2 separate regions of the Homo sapiens genome follow, and region 2 is linked to region 1. The links are chromatin loops, found by intact Hi-C in ENCODE. Cell type or tissue: mammary epithelial cell. All regions are shown on one strand. Links, peaks and the distances in the headings refer to the core of each region. The heading gives the core; the rest is flanking DNA. Region 1 overlaps CAMK1D (calcium/calmodulin dependent protein kinase ID). Region 2 has its middle 25 kb from the start of OPTN.

Evidence for each region. A loop is a pair of places that touch in the nucleus more often than their neighbours do. Peaks named below come from ENCODE experiments on the same cell type or tissue, not always from the same donor. Only the 100,000 strongest peaks of a DNase experiment are listed, where the experiment ranks them.
Region 2: a loop joins it to region 1, with 4 times the contacts of the local background. A loop is called at or near these places in 2 of 110 quality-filtered maps.

Annotation. Positions count from the first base shown.
Region 1 is chr10:12,654,060-12,659,440 of GRCh38, reverse strand. The region is part of intron 2 of CAMK1D (calcium/calmodulin dependent protein kinase ID); the gene reads right to left. Among named protein-coding and RNA genes, the nearest start is that of MIR4481, 3.6 kb to the right of the region's middle. RefSeq lists a silencer at 2,557-2,851 and an enhancer at 3,180-3,239. In mammary epithelial cell, for the core only: a CTCF peak has its summit at 2,726 (motif pointing right); no DNase peak of the experiment used is centred there.
Region 2 is chr10:13,072,066-13,077,423 of GRCh38, reverse strand. It overlaps a transcript of CCDC3 not described here. Among named protein-coding and RNA genes, the nearest start is that of OPTN, 25 kb to the left of the region's middle. In mammary epithelial cell, for the core only: a CTCF peak has its summit at 2,412 (motif pointing right); a DNase peak (open chromatin) is centred at 2,423.

The DNA of each region.
Region 1 (5,381 bases), core at 208-5,207:
ATAAAGTAGGCATTATTATTCCTATCTCACAGATGATCACTCACAGTTTATAATCACTTAATTGTTCTCCCCAACTCCCTCTGGTCTCACTCTCTTCCTATCCATTTTCCGTGCTGTCTCCTGAGTGATCTCTCCAAAATATAGAACTGATAAAACTTCTTAGCATGAAATCCAGCACTGGCTCCCTGTAGTACAGGAGAAAGTTCAAACAACTGGCATGGCTTACAAGTCACTTGTTACTTGTGAAATGGGAAAAGTTCCCTTATCCCACTTGCAGGGTGTGCGACAGGGGGACTGGCTCACGTTCTCAGTGCCAGCTGTTGATAATCCTAGGGGAGCATGCAGACGGGCAGGCTGTGGGCCTCCGACCCCACAGCAGCATCTGGGGTGAATGCTTACAGCTTCCGAAGCCCCAGTGGGCATGTGTTACAGGGTGCTCTTTTAGTTTTGCCATCTGTAAGCAGCTTGTGTTAATCAGCTCTATTAGACCCTCTGCCTTATCACAAGGACAGAGGGCTTTCTGTATCCTGGGGTTCTTGCCTTGGTGTACCGGAAAAATCGGATCACACGTGGGCTTGGAGAATGAGTGCAAAGTTTCTTATGGAGTGGTAGCTCTCAGTGAGGTGGAAGGGGAGGCCAGAAGGGGAATGGAGTGGGAAGGTGGTTTCCCCTGGAGTCATGCTGCCCAGCGGCTGGGCTCTCCTCCAACTGCCCCAGCCAAACTCCACGTCCTTCTGCTGGTCAATGGCCTGATGGTGTCTTCTGCTGCCTGTGGGTCTGCCGGTGCATTCCTCTTGATGTCCAGCCATTTGTGTGTGTGCCCACTAGGGTCTCAGGGTTTTTATAGGCACAGGATGGGGACATGGTGGGCCAGGGTGGTCTTGGGGAAGGCAACATTTGGGCACAAAAACAGAAATGCCTGTCCTTACCTAGTTTTGTGCACATAGGCCTGGGGGTGGAGCACTAGGCATGGACCATGACTTTCCCTTTCCCAAGCACTTCCCTGCCCCCCTCCCCTATCACTTGGTCTTTACTTGCCCATCCCACATCATCTTCCACCCTGCCCCACACCAACATTTTACTGAACCCCGGCAGGTCTCGCACACCCCGCCCTCCCCAGCCATGCACACCTTCGTCTCTGAGTGTGCTCATCACTCTCCTGTCTTCTTACGAAAATACTCATCCTTTAAGACTCATTTCTCTATCACCTCCACTGAGAACCCTTTGCTGTTTCTCACAGCTTGCAGCACCAATCACCTTTCCTCTGGGTCACCCCAGTTCTTTGTTTTTTTTGAGACAGAGTCTCATTCTGTCACCCAGGCTGGAGTGCAGTGGCACGATCTCGGCTCACTGCAACCTCCACCTCCTGGGCTCAAGCAATTCTCCTCTCAGCCTCCCGAGTAGCTAGGACTACAGGTACGTGCCACCATGCCCAGCTAATTTTTGTATTTTTAGTAGAGACAGGGTTTCACCACATTGGTCAGGCTGTCTCGAACTCCTGGCCTCAGTTGATCCGCCCGCCTCAGCCTCCCAAGGTGCTGGGATTACAGGTGTGAGCCACCGCACCTGGCCCACCCCAGTTCTTGGATCACCTTGCTGTCTGTACTGCATTGTATCCAGGTATCTGTTTGTATGTAAATGTGTGTGTGTATATTTAAATGATCTTACAGGCAGAGTAAAACATCTAGAGGGATACATATCAAACCAGTGAGTAAACACTTCAGAAAGTACTAGAGTAGAAGATTCTCACTTTCCAGTTTTTCCTCAACTGGGGCTCTTCATCTGAACCACAGAACACAGAAAATGATTCAAGTGACTACTTTCTCAGTCCTCCAAGACAGCACCATTCTAGCTGCAAAGGAGAAAGTTAATTTAGTGTAGACAATAAATGTCTTAAGCATTAGCGCTTCATTCTCTCACTGAACCCAAGAACAGTCAAGTTGCTAAACTGTTGTATTGCCCAACTTTTACAGAAAGGTGTTTTTATTTATTTATTTATTTATTTATTTATTTTTATGAGACAGAGTCTCTCTCCATCACTAGGCTGGAGTGCAGTGGCACAATCTCAGCTCAATGCAACCTCAGCCTCCTAGGTTCAAGCGATTCTCCTGCCTCAGCCTCCCGAGTAGCTGGAACTACAGGCATGCGCCACCACACTCAGCTAATTTTTGTATTTTTAGTAGAGACGGGGTTTCACCATGTTGGCCAGGATGGTCTCGATCTCTTGACCTCGTGATCAGCCTGCCTCGGCCTCCCAAAGTGCTGGGATTACAGGCATGAGCCACCGTGCCTGGCCAGAAAGGTGCTTTTAAAAAGTTCTTGATGAAAATCATTAACCAAGTTCACCAAGTTTACCAAAATATATCCATAAAAGTGCACACAAAAAGAAATGCATACTGATTAGTGGAATTGCACAAGCAATCAAGAGATTAGCTTGCGTCTTAGCTCTGATACATCTAACTGCAAGACTTTGAACAAGTCGTTAAATACTTTCTGATTTGATTTCTCATTTGTTAAATGAACATCAAAATATGTCATCTTGTTATTTATCTATCCACGTGTATATATATGTGTTTATGTAAAAAAAATGTATATACACACACACATGTAACATATTACTGTATAGTTAGAGATCTTGTGTTGTAGACCATAGGCCACTTCAAGAAATGAGCAGAATTCAAAATCCTAAGCTTCAAATCACCTCTCTTTGCTGCCAGAAGATGGAGCTATACTCAATGGGCAACTAAGGAGCCAAGACTATGATACCTAAATCAACTAAGCTCTTAAGTCTGTAAGCTAGTTTTGTTGTTGTTTTTTAAAGATTAAGTACTACATGTTGATACTGATTGTGAAATGAGTTTTTCCTTGAATCCTTATAAACAAACAAACAAATGACAATAAAAACCCTTGTGCACAAATGGCGGTTTTTTTCTTTTCTCTTTTTTTTGAAACAGGGTCTCTCACTCCGTCACCCAGGCTGGAGCGCAGTGGTGTGGTTTCGGTTCACTGCAACCTCTGCCTCCCAGGCTCAAGTGATCCTCCCACCTCAGTCTCCCAAGTAGCTAGGACCACAGGCATGTGCCACCACACCCAGCTAATTTTGGCATATTTTTGTAGAGATGGGATTTCACCATGTTACCCAGGCTGGTCCTGAAGGTATTTTCTTAATAGCACCCCAGGCCTCCTTAGTACAATGCAGGGTACCCACTGTGGGGGCATAGCTAGCACTCATATGTGTAGGGATGCAGTGCTAGAGCCTGTAATGGTCCCACAGGAGGGGCATCAACGAGCTGGTTCTGTCTCTGACACTATGACCACATTCTGGTCACATCCCCTTCCTGGGTCTCGGTTTCCTTGTCTAGAAATCAACCAGCCAGACCAGAAAGTCCCCAAGGTCTCTTCCAACTCTAACAATCAATGAATCTAAACTTATAATGAGGCAAAGTGCATTAAGGTATCTATGAGAACCATCAACTTTGACTCTAAGTCCATATTCAGTGTTCTCTGGAATAGTCTTTGCTACACAGAAGCCTGGTGACAACTTGTGCATCAATAGGTTCTTTATCTGCACAGACAAGTTTGTCAGCTGGACACAGAACAGAATTTTCTTGAGACATGAAGTTGTTTACACAGAAAAGACCCACTTTTCCTTCTCCCACATCAGCATCCACAATGCCTGGACTAATACAGAAACGCCCAAGTGATTTGCTCTTGTCTAGAATGGCTCTAGAGGTCCAGCTGAGGCCTGGCGGTCTTTCGACCAAAGGAGAAATAAGTTAGGTCCAGTTCAGTGTGAAAAATCCAGTGTGAAAAATCCAGCACATATCAACACTCAAGGAATGTTTATGGAAGAATGAATGAATGAATGAACAATTAATTCTCACCTTCCAAAAGTCTTACAGACTCCAGACATTCCAAAGCTACACACCAGAATGAAAAAAGGTTCTAAGATTTGACTGTGTATTTCTTTCCTATTTCTGTTACCATCCATGAGAAGTTACCAGTGAATGGGTGATACAGTTTGGATAGTTTTTCTTGCCCAAATCTCATCTTGAATTTCAATCCTCAATGCTTGAACATGGGGTCTAGAGGGCAGTGTTCAAGTCATGGGGGTGGATCCCTCATGGCTTGGTGCTGTCTTTGCGACAGTGGCTTCTTGTGTGGCACCTCCCCCTCCCACTCTCTCTCGATCCTGCTTTCACCATGTGACATGCCTGCTCCCCCTTTGCCTTCCATCATGAGTGTAAGTTTCCTGAGGTCTCCCTAAAAGCCGAGCAGATGCCAGCACTATGCTTCCTGTACAGCCTGCAGAACTGTGAGCCAATTAAACCTCTTTTCCTATAAATTACCCAGGCTCAGGTATTTCTGTATAGCAATGCAGGAACGGCCTAATCCAATGGGTCTCAAGCTCAGATACGTGCTAGAATTATCTGAGGAGTTCCAAATGTACTAATAACTGGAACATTTTTGGAGATTATGATTTGATTGGCCTGCGGCGTGGCCTAGGCGTAACAAGTTCTTTATAGTTTCTCCAGTGATTCAAACGTGCAGCCAAGTTTGAGAACCACTGGTAAGTCATTTATTACTAAATTACTGAGAATCTTAGGTCATGGGAAAGGGTTCAACTTTAGATACTTCAGAGCTGATAACTTCGTGGCTTCCGTGCCCATTTTAAATTTATCTAGGCTGAATACATTTATTTGATAATAAGTCTGATTTTTAAAGGTTAAGATCCAGGGTGTCCTAAGGATAAAGATTTAAGGCTACATGGCCAACCCATTACTCCTCTCAGGATAAGAATATGAAAAAAATAACATTTCTTAGCAAGTATAATAGTATTAGCAACTAATATTTCTTAGCAAGTAGTATTAGTAATACTTCTTCTACTATTTCTTAGCAAGACTTTGAAACACTAACACATTTAAAGGAATACTGTCATTTCCTTCTTTGAATCTTTTGGTAACTTTTTGTCAAAGGGTAATATATATTTCTGTGGGCATTTTAAACATGAAAATTAGCACCAGGAGTCTCAGAAAACATTAAGGTGTTTACCCGCCTTGAAACAGAGATTAACTCTTGTAGCTTGGATTTCCTAGCTTCACTGATGTGAGAACCCACATACACCAAATCACCTTAGAAAGGGAAATCTCAGAAAGCTTGTTTCAGATTCACTGTGGATGCTTACAAGGTGAATTTAGAAGCTATTCCTGTATGAAATACTGTTAATGACACAGAACTGCTGGGGTGTATCCTGCAGCTTCCTTCACATACTCTGTGCCCCAGATTGAAGACGCTGGGCTTGAATTCAGGAAGCATCTTTGAGGTTTCTAGCTCTGAACACTTGCATTTATATGAGGATAAGTAAGTGGAAGGGAAACAAA
Region 2 (5,358 bases), core at 1-5,000, 420 kb before region 1:
CATTTTCACGATATTGATTCTTCCTATCCATGAGCATGGAATGTTCTTCCATTTGTTTGTGTCCTCTTTTATTTCGTTCAGCAGTGGTTTGTAGTTCTCCTTGAAGAGGTCCTTCACGTCCCTTGTAAGTTGGATTCCTAGGTATTTTATTCTATTTGAAGCAATTGTGAATGGGAGTTGACTCATGATTTGGCTCTCTGTTTGTCTGTTATTGGTGTTTAGGAATGCTTGTGATTTTTGCACTTGATTTTGTATCCTGAGATTTTGCTGAAGTTGCTTATCAGCTTAAGGAGATTTTGGGCTGAGACGATGGGGTTTTCTAAATATACAATGATGTCATGTGCAAATAGGGACAATTTGACTTCCTCTTTTCCTAATTGAATACCCTTTATTTCTTTCTCCTGCCTGATTGCCCTGGCCAGAACTTCCAACACTATGTGTAATAGGAGTGGTGAGAGAGGGCATCCCTCTCTTGTGCCAGTTTTCAAAGGGAATGGGAAGCAATTTTTGTCCCTTATGCAGCTTGTCCCTGCTACTCTGTCCTGTCTCCATTGGCTGGAGCCAGACCTCACAATATAAACTGAACCCGATTGGCTGACAATTTAAAACTTCTCTAAATAGGTGAAAGCAATGGAGAACAAGGGAAAGGAGGAAGTTGCTTACTAAAGGACTTAGAAAAGTAATAACATTCCCAAATAAGGAAGGGGCATAGGCTGCGAGCTGGGACATGTCTGTGAGCATGTCCAGCACAGATATCTTGGTTAAAGTACAAGGACATAGAATGTACTATGTGCCTGTGAGCATGTTTAATAACTACATAGGATAGGGCTTAACAAAGAGTTATTAGCACAAAGCAAGGAGGCTTGAAGGAAGTTAGTCTTTAAAAGGAACTATTACTTCTAACACTTATGATTTATTCTTTAACAAGGGAAACTTTGAGGAAGAAACTTTTTGCTTTCTACACAGGACACTCCTACGTCTGGGTCTGTTTAGTAAAGGTTATCAATCTGTTTCCTTAGCCACAAACATCTAGAGGCTAGGAATATCTAACTTTCGGGGAGGGCAGCCCAGCAAGTCCCAGCCTCATTTTTCCTAGTCCTCACCCAAGATGGAGTTGCTCTGGTTTGAATGCCTCTGACAACAATCCTAAATGTATTACTGTTGGCTGAATTGCTTTATCCTCTCTATTTTTCGTTTTAATTCCAGCCATCAACATTTGCCCATTTGCTAAGTTAGAAATTTGGAGGCAGCTTTGACTCTTCTGCCCATACTGAGTTAGCCATCGAGACCTGCCTCCTTTGCTTCCCTATTTCCCTGATACCTGCTTCCCTATTATTTTAGGTTTTTTTGTTTGCTTGTTTTAAGATAGGGTCTTGCTCTGTCACCCAGGCTGGAGTGCACTGGCACAATCTTGGCTCATTGCAACCTCTGCCTCCCAGGTTCAAGCAATTCTCCTGCCTCAGCCTTTGGATATCTGGGATTACAGGCACATGCCATGATGCCTGGCTATTTTTATTTTATTTTATTTTATTTTTTTAGTAGAGACAGAGTTTAGCCATGTTGGCCAGGCTGGTCTCAAACTCCTGACCTCAAGTGATCCGCTCACCTTGGCCACTGAAAGTGCTGGGATTACAGGTGTGGAGCCACCATGCCCGTGCGCCTACCCACATCGATACATAAAATTAACCATTGCACTGAGCAAATTGGTTAATCATCAATTTTTGAAAAGTATATTGAGCATTGAAGGCTCATCCAATTCTAGGCCAGGTTTCATGGAGAATCTATAATGCAAAGTCTTTATTCCTTCTTGTCTCCCCTCCCCACAAGGGTTTTTTCCTGGTTTATTTATTTATTTATTAGTGTTTCTTCCCTTATTTTTAGCAGATTCAATACTTTAGCGGTGGGAAGAGGTTCATCCTTAGGAGCTTCTAAACCATTACCCACCTACCCAGGCTGGGACGTCTAGAAAAAAAAAACAAAAAAACAAACGTGTCTGATGAAAATAGGAATATCTGTGTGTCATCTTCCCCGACTCAGATATCAATCACTTATTATTTCGTTTAAAAGCCAAAGAAACAAAAATACCCACTGATTTTGGAGCTCCTACATGTGCCAGTCACTATGCAGGATGCTGGGGATACAGTGATACGCAAAACAAAAAGTTGTTTATTGCTTGTTAAACAAAGCAAAGGCACTTTATGCACCAGCAGAGGAAATAGGAAAACCATAGTGGAAAAGACTCCCTAGCTTCTGAGATATTGATAAGAAGTTGGAGAGATGATTTGTTATAAAGGGATGTAAAGCCTCGTTTCAGTGGGAAACCATTCGTTCATCAGGGAGCCAGGTTTGCAGTGGGCACCTATGCGTCAGTTCTGATGTTCCCCGCCTACGATTGTTTGTCCATGTCCAGCAGATGGCGCCAAGTGACTGGCCGCGGCTGGGATGTACCGGGTCCTCTTTGGAAAACATGAAATCTATTTCTATAGGGCCAGCATCTTAAAGAAGGCACTCATATTGTCTGTTTGAGACCCTTTCTTTTGCTCCATTTTAATGTGATATGTGGATCAAAATAAGAAATAGACAATAAAATGGTTTCTCCTCCTGGAATGTGGTAATATTGTGGAATAACAGGAACACAGGTCTAACGTAGATAGCTGAGTAAAACAGCACCCAGACTTGCAGCCGGCACGGGGAACTCATGTGAGTGTGTGTATGTGTGTGCACGCGTATTTGTGCTTATGAGAAAGATTAAACAGTAAAGGATGGAAGTGATAACAAATGCTTTAACAAGGGTAAGGAGAAAGTATTGTAGAAAAATCTATAAAAGCTGAGGGAGTGGGAGAGGGGGAGGGGGAGGGAGAGTTAGTTCAAGTGAGCATGAGAGCTGGGACCTTGGATTAAAAGCATTAAAAGAACTCCAGAAGAAAAGATTTGATTCCGCCGGTTGTGGTGGCTCACGCCTGTAATCCCAGCACTTTGGGAGGTCGAGGTGGGCGGATCACCTGAAGTCGGGAGTTCGAGACCAGCCTGACCAATATGGAAAAACCCCGTCTCTACTACAAAAAAAAAAAAAAAAAAAAAAAAAAAAAAAAAAAAAATTAGCCGGGATATGGTGGTGCATGCCTGTAATCCCAGCTACTCGGGAGGCTGAGGCAGGAGAATTGCTTGAACCTGGGAGGCAGAGGTTGCAGTGAGCTGAGATCACGCCATTGCACTCCAGCCTGGGCAACAGGGGTGAAACTCTGTCTCAAAAAAAAAAAAAAAAAAAAATATATATATATATATATATATATATTTGATTCCTCTGTTTCTTGCAATCCTAGTAACAGGTGACTTGAATTTCAAGTGATTATCATATAAATGGAGGATTAGAAAAGAGACACCAACTCTGGAACCAGTTCAATGGAATTCTTCAAGAGACTGTAACTTAGTGCTTACAAAGACTTGGAATGATCTACACTGCATGGTGTACCTGTTAGAGGAGGTGACATCAAAGCTTTAGGTACTGAGAGAGGATACTTCCTACTGTGGAAGGGAAGAAAAGAAAAAAGCAAAGGTGAGTTGGAATGGTAGACCTGTTGGGTTTATTCTCTCATTGCTAAGCTTTTAAAATCTCTCATTTAAAAAAAATGTCTTGGGCAGGCCACCGTGGCTCATGCCTGTAATCCCAGCACCTAGGGAAGCTGGCATGGGAGGACTGCTTGAGCTCACGAGTTGGAGACCAGCCTAGGCAACATTGAGAAACCCTGTCTCTACAAAAAATTAGCCGAACGTGGTGGCAGGTGCTTGTAGTTGTAGCTGTAGCCTCCTAGCTACTCAGGAGGCTGAGGTGGGAGGATTGCTTGAGCCTAGGAGGGGGAGGTTGCAGTGAGCCAGCCTGGGTGACAGAGTGAGATCCTGTCTCAAAAAAAAAAGTCTTCATCTAATACGGTGAAAGATGGAAGGGGATGTGGTTACTCCTGCTCCAGTTGGATTTGTTTTCTCCATTTAGAAGCTGCTTTCAGAGCAGTAATGACACCTGAGTTTAGAAAACAGTTCCCTGTGTCTGTGCATCTTCCAGCTCAGTGTCCTATGTCACCTGTCCTGAGACATTCCAAGAAGGAAGACCAAAAGACAGCATTCTTGAGCTATTCCAAAGAGATCACAGAGGCCACCACCAAAGAGAAGACTAAGAATCTACCATAGTTTGCCCCGGTAAAATGGTATTTTTCTTAGGAACTATTGCAAGTTATAAAACTCCTAAGTGAAATGATTGTGTGGCCAGGGATAGTGGCTCATGCCTGTAATCCCAGCACTTTGGGAGGTCAAGGCAGGTGGATCATTAGAGGTCAGGAGTTCAAGACCAGCCTGACCAACATGGTGAAACTCGTCTCTACTAAAAATATAAAAATTAGCCAGGCGTGGTGGCACATGCCTGTAATCCCAGCTGCTTGGGAGGCTGAGGCAGGAGAATCGCTTGAACCCAGGAGGTGGAGGTTGCAGTGAGCCGAGATCATGCCACTGCACTCTAGCCTGGGTGACAGAGTGAGACTCTGTCTCAAAAAAAAAAAAAAAAAGAAAGAAAAGAAAAGAAAAGAAATGATTGTGCAGGCAGAAATGTCTTTAAGGCATCATTGTTGCAGAATTTTGCTCCTTAGTTCAGCTAAAACTGGGTTCATGTCACATGACCAGGAGACTTTAGACATGTGGACACATTGAAGGGTGTGCAGAGCAGCATTTTATTGGGCAAAAGGGGGAAAAAAAAAGAAAAAACTCAGCAAAGTGAGATGGAGTCCTATTAACAGGCCTCCCACCTCACAGGTTGAATCCCAGGCCACCACACAGGAACTGAAGAGCAGGCTCCTCCCCCTGCCTGTGGCTCCACCCCATTCTCCCAGTGCACATGTGAGCAGGCTCAGATGAAGCCCTGGGCATGTTCCCTCATCTGTACAGAAGCATCTGATGTAAACACTTGTGGGGTGGGTCGGAGATTCTCTGGGGACACCTTTATATCTGCCTAGGCATTTGGCTGTCTTATTCCCCCCTCTAAAGAAGTACATCCAACGGCGGTTAGAATAAGGTAAGGATAAGGATGATGACCAAAATTAACTGCTTTCTGCTAACAGGGGGCACTGTTTTGGGGAAAACAGCAGTCAGATCTCCCTCAGAGGCTTATCTAAGTATCCCCAGCAGAAAAGGCCATCGTCCGAGGCTCTGGTTGCATGATCATTTGGAGTTTGATAGCCTGAAGGCGAGAATAGACAACTGGGTTATTAGGAAACATATATCAAAACGAAACAAGGAGGTTACGGTAAGGACAGCTCAAAAAATCCCAAGGCCTTTTACTGGTTTGCAAAGTGGGAGGGGAGGCCAAAAGCC